Regions from separate parts of the Homo sapiens genome. Here region 2 is linked to region 1. A link is an interaction called in ENCODE POLR2A ChIA-PET data of the cell type or tissue named here. Cell type or tissue: IMR-90. All regions are shown on one strand. Links, peaks and the distances in the headings refer to the core of each region. The heading gives the core; the rest is flanking DNA. Region 1 has its middle 190 kb from the start of LNX1-AS2. Region 2 has its middle 95 kb from the start of LNX1-AS2.

Region 1 (2,811 bases), core at 301-2,800:
CATGGGTACAAAAACTTTTATGACTTATAGAGCCCCCGTGGTAGAGAGTGCTAGTTGCCTACCCACATCCTTACTAATTATCCCTTCATTTTATTCACTTTAGCAGCACATCTAACAACTATATCACACACACACACACACACACACACACACACACACACACACACACATCCCTATTTTTCCCAGTTGGCCTTACAGGTAGGGGTTATTGTGTTCTGGCCAGTGAGATGTAAGCACTGGGATGCCCTCTCCGAAGCTCTGTAAGTAGGCTAGTTCAGCAGGCACTTGCCATTTACCCTTCCCATCTTTTTTTCCTGCCTGAAATAGAGATAGGATGGCTGAAGCTCCAGCACCCTAGTTGAATCATGTGGCCATATTAAGAATGGAAGCCTTGGACTACGGCCAAATTGACAGATGAGGGGCAGAAGGATAGACAGTGCCTGAATCCCGGGTGATGATGAGACAGCATAATAGTCTTAGGCTGTCTATCTCTTAACTTTTCATTACATGGTAAATATAAGCACCTGCATTGTTGAGGTCACTGTATCTTTGATACTCACTACTAATGGCAAATGATGCATTTCCCCTTGACCAAAAAATATGATTAAAGGCTGGCCTGATTGATGGTAGAATCTCTGTGTAGGCAACTGGTTCCTTCTCTGACCTGTCCTCTCTTTTTCTCTCCTATGTTAATACACACCTACAGTGGACTGAATGGTGGCCCCAAAAAGATATGTCCTTGTCTTGATCCCTGGAACCTATGAATGTTACCTTACTTGGGAAAAGAGTCTTTGCAAATATAATTAGGTGCCAGGAGCAGTGGCTTATGCCTGTAATCCCAGCACTTTGGGAGGCCAAGGTGGGTGGATCACCTGAGGTCAAAAGTTTGAGACCCGCCTGGCCAACATGGTGAAACCCCGTCCCTACAAAAAATACAAAAATTGGCCTGGTGACAACGTGACATGCACCTGTAATCCCAGCTACTTGGGAGGCTGAGACAGGAGAATTGCTTGAACCCGGGAGGTGGAGGTTGCAGTGAGTCAAGATTGTGCCACTGCACTTCAGCCTGGGCGACAGAGCGAGACTCCATCTAAAAAATATATGTATTTAATTAGTTAAGAATCATAAGATACAGAGATCATCATGGATCATCTGAATGGATCTTAAGTTCAACTACAAGTATCCTTATAAAAGACACAAAGAAGAGAAGACAGACAGAAGATAAAGAGACAATGTGACCATAGTCACAGAGATTGGAGGGTGCAGCTGATCCAGAAGCTGGAAGAGACAAAGACTGGCTTCTTATCTAGAGCCCTCAGAGAGAGTGTGGCCCTGCCAACACCTTGATTTCAGGCTTCTGGCCTTCAGAACTATGAGAGAATACATTTCTGTTGTTGTAAGCCACCCAGTTTGTGATCATTTGTGATGGCAACCATAGGAGCCTAATGCATGCCCATTGGCACACTGCATTCCAGGCTTGTGTTGGGGCTTCAAACCCTCTGTGACCGCTCAATAAATTCTTCCTGATCCTGTTGGATGTGTTCTCACATCAGACACTCTCAGGCCAGACTGTTCTCCCTTCCTGAGGGAGAAAGAAGCAGGCCGATGACATTGACATTCCCTGCATATTCCCTTTTGCAGACTCTGTAAACAGCTGTATTCCTGTGGCAGCTGCAAGCCAACCAAACACAGGAGAGTAAAACCATTTGTAACCATCTGGAGGACACAGCCAGATCCTCTTTGCTCTGAAATGCCTCCGAGTTTAGAAATCTAAACACATATTCCAGTTTGTCAAACTTCCTGAAGGACTGGGATATATTATATGGTTGCACAACACAGCTCGATGATTGCACTGCCTGCGTCTCCCTCCACCCCCACACTGGGACCTATGTTAGGAGAGAAGGTGGGCTGCAGAGGGCTGGAGCCAGAGGATGGAAAACAGAGGAGCCTGGTAAGCAGGCTTAAGAATCAAGAACCTTCCACTGGGCTATAGAAAGAAAACCTGTCATGCTCCTTTCATCAGAGCTAAAAAGCAGTATAGGGTGGTGGTTACATGTTGGTGCCAGTGGTCCCAAATTGCTAACCAGTTGTGTGTCTTTGACCAATTCAATCTCTAAGATCTGTTTTACTTATTTGCAAAATGGGGATAGTAACTACACCTACCTCTTAGAGTGTTGTGGGGATTACGCAGGCTAAATGTATGAAAAGTACCTTGGGCACTACCTGGTTCAAGGTAGGTATATATTAACAGAAACAGCTACTGTGAAATAGTCAGGAGAATCCATGATAATAAAGGCAGCAGGCTCTTCCCCAGCCACAGAAATCTGTCAACAACGCATCCGTTTCCTGTGGACGAGTTATTAAAAAACTTCCACAACTTATCGGTGTATGTTTTTTTTTTAGTTTGTTTTTAAACAAACTAAACAGGGCTGGCCAAAGCCTCATACCACAAAATTCTTCCATGCCTTCACTCATGCCTACAATTCCACTGCTAAAAGCTTCACCCTCTAGAATCAAGGGCGCTAAGCAAACTATCTGCAAAGGGCCAGAGAATAAATATTCTCGGTTTTATAGGCTACATGTGGTCTTCCTTACATATTTTTCTCCTTCTTTTTAAAATTTATAATAACATTTAAAAAATATGAAACACATTTTTTTTTTAACTGGAGAGGGTAAGCAGGCCACATTGGGCTCAAGAACGACAATTTGCCAACCTGCGTTTAATGAGACTCAGTTTTCTGATTAAATTATCATCTGCATAAAGGAGGCTCTGGGAGGGGAAGGGTTCTGAGGGGGGAAGGGGTTTTCTCT
Region 2 (2,811 bases), core at 115-2,614, 99 kb after region 1:
TGGGAAGGAGATATGGCGAATTAGCCACGAGATCAGGAGAGGAAGTGGGATAGAAGATGTATTTGAATTGAGGAGCAATGGAGGCTGTCCACCTGAGATGTATGGTCTTTAATTTAAAGTGAGATCAGTCAGTTGTGTGTTTAATGTCAACCAGTTTAGCGACATGGGGGACAGGTGTGAAGTAGGCAGTGAGAATCAAATGATGACACTTTGGTGGGGGAAGACACTAGAGATGAAGAGTTCAGCTGGGTGTGTGTTGGGTTTGAAATACCTGAGGAGATCCAGGTGAAGCTGTCTTGTAGACAGTTGGAAATGAAGAATCTGTGCTATAAATAAAGATCTGGGAATCACTGATTGATTAAAAAAAAGTTACAGAATGTGTCCTGTGCACCAGATACTGTTCTAAGCCAGACATTGTTCTAAGCACCGGGCACAACAGAGAACATAAGACAGAATCTCTGTCCTCATATAGGGCTTGTATGCTGGTGAGGAGGGGCATCATGAATAGCTCAGTCATTTCCAAAGAGAGAGATCTGCAGCCCAGGGGATGTGCAAGATGATCCCTTGAAATGCGAGCAGGAACTATTTGAACTCACATTTACATTTTTCTTATCATCTTTAATATCTATTTTTATATGTGTCTCATTCATTTTCTAAAATGCTAACACAGTAATACATATATTATTATATAAATAAGTATGGATATGTTTGGAGAGACATGCTCAAAAAGTATTTACTGATAGAGATGCTTGATTAGAAACATTTGAAAACCACTAGCCATGTGTGAGATAGTAGAAGATGAAGAAGATGATGAAGATAAGTCTCCCAAAATTGACATCAATAAAGATGTATACAAGAAATTAGATTAGCTCTGTAGAGCACAGTCTCTGAATTATTCCATCCTGGGTTAACATTTTTAAGTAATGAGCCTTCCAGAAATGGGACTAAATAAAGGTATCAGGAAGAAACTTATAATGATTTTGCTGTCAAAAAATAGAACAGGCTGCCATGTGACAAGTAGGCACATTCAGCAGAGGCAAGATGCCTGTTGGTGAGACAGGCTGTGGAGGAAGTCCTCACCAGGGCCGCACTGATTTCAGAGGGAAGATTGGACCACAAGACCCTCAAGTGCCTTGTAACTCTAAGCATCTATGAGTGTATGAAGAATAAGCTGGGAATTTGGAATTATAATAATCTCTTTATGTAAGGAATTGGATTGAGGAAGGGTGAATCATAGCCTTGCATCTACAAACAGAGGGGTGATGGTCTGCCCAGATTACAGCCAAGGGAGAGCTGCAGAATGTGTCAGCATTTCCAGCTTGCTTCGTGGGAGAGGGTGCCTGAGTAGCAGATGTGAACATTTTGGTTTCTGTGGTTGGTATTTTCCTATAGTGGAGAAGAGTGACTCATGAGGTCCACACAGCCAGATGAAAATCACCCTAGAGAGGCAGCTCAGAATAGTGGAAAGTTACTCCATGGACTGTTGTCTTCAGTGCTTGCAGGTAAAGAAACTGAAGCTCAGAGAGACTAAGCAAGTAGGCTGGAGCCACCCAGCTGAGAAGTGGTGGAGCTGGGATTCAAAGCCAGGGCTATCTAGCTTCAAATTCCATGTTTACTCTGCTACATGGTAAATTTAAGAAATCCTTTAGGAAAAACTCAGAGGGGTGTAGATGATCAAAGAAGTGAGACTATATTTCTTTTCTTTTCTTTTTTTACTTTAAGTTCTTCAAGTTCTGGGATACATGTGCAGAATGTGCATGTTTGCTACATAGGTATACATGTGCCATGGTGGTTTGCTGCACCTATCAACTCATGATCTAGGTCTTCAGCCCCGCATGCATTAGGTACTTGTACTAATGTTCTCCCTCCCTTGCCCCCCAACCCCTGACAGGCCCTGGTGTGTGATGTTCCCCTCCCTGTGTCCAAGTGTTCTCATTGTTCAACTCCCACTTATGAGTGAGAACATGCGGTGTTTGGTTTTCTGTTCCTGTGTTAGTTTGCTGAGAATGATGGCTTCTAGCTTCATCCATGCTCCTGCAAAGGACATGAACTCATCATAAGAATGTATTTCTAAGGATACAGATTGGCTACTGTAACAAAGACAGCCAAGAAATACCAAAACCAGAGAATTAAACAAGATAGAAATATTTTTTCCTCATACTTAATGGTCTGAGCACAGGGAGTCCAGGGCTTATATGACAGGTCCATTTTGTTGGGGCCCAGGTTCCATCTAACTCTCGGCTCTGCTGTCTCATGTTGTTGCCTTTATCTGCATGGCTAAAGACTGTATAGCTCCCCAACACACCACCTTGGTCTGTATTTCATCTAGTGGAAAGAGGGAGAAGGAGAGGGAAGACGTACTTCCTTCTCTTAGGTGTGACGCAGTTGTTGTACACCTTGCTTCTGGTCACAGCTCCTTGGACACTGAGTTATGATGGAAGCTGGGAAACGCCTTCATTCCAAGGAGCTATATGACTAGCAAAACTCAAAGATTCTATTTCTAAAAGGTGAAAGGGAAAATAGATATTGACAGGCAATCAGCAGCCTCTGGCACATTAAATTATATCTATTAGAAGAACAAGAAAAAAGAAAAATAAAGGGACTTTTAGACTATTCTAAAGGAAAGGGAAGGAGGGCTCTCCAGGTCTAGGAAACAGCTTGGGAAAAGGCAGAAGAAACAGGCTCCTTTTAGAGAAGTGTTTGCAGCCAAGTTTGGTTTAAGAGTTTAGGAGTGCAAGGAAACTCTAAGAAACAAGACTAGAAATTTTTGTCACAGACATTCAATACAAAGTGAGGAATTTGTACTAACCT

What was found. ChIA-PET counts read pairs that join two places held together with the same protein. Peaks named below come from ENCODE experiments on the same cell type or tissue, not always from the same donor. Only the 100,000 strongest peaks of a DNase experiment are listed, where the experiment ranks them.
Region 2: POLR2A ChIA-PET joins it to region 1 with 8 read pairs; 2 of 35 experiments call an interaction of 5 or more read pairs at or near these places.

The regions. Positions count from the first base shown.
Region 1 is chr4:53,785,786-53,788,596 of GRCh38, reverse strand. No RefSeq gene overlaps it. Among named protein-coding and RNA genes, the nearest start is that of LNX1-AS2, 190 kb to the right of the region's middle. In IMR-90, for the core only: no CTCF peak of the experiment used is centred there; a DNase peak (open chromatin) is centred at 1,716; H3K27ac peaks cover 2,343 bases.
Region 2 is chr4:53,686,920-53,689,730 of GRCh38, reverse strand. No RefSeq gene overlaps it. Among named protein-coding and RNA genes, the nearest start is that of LNX1-AS2, 95 kb to the right of the region's middle. RefSeq lists enhancers at 1,253-1,462, 1,493-1,542. In IMR-90, for the core only: no CTCF peak of the experiment used is centred there; a DNase peak (open chromatin) is centred at 1,310; H3K27ac peaks cover 1,138 bases.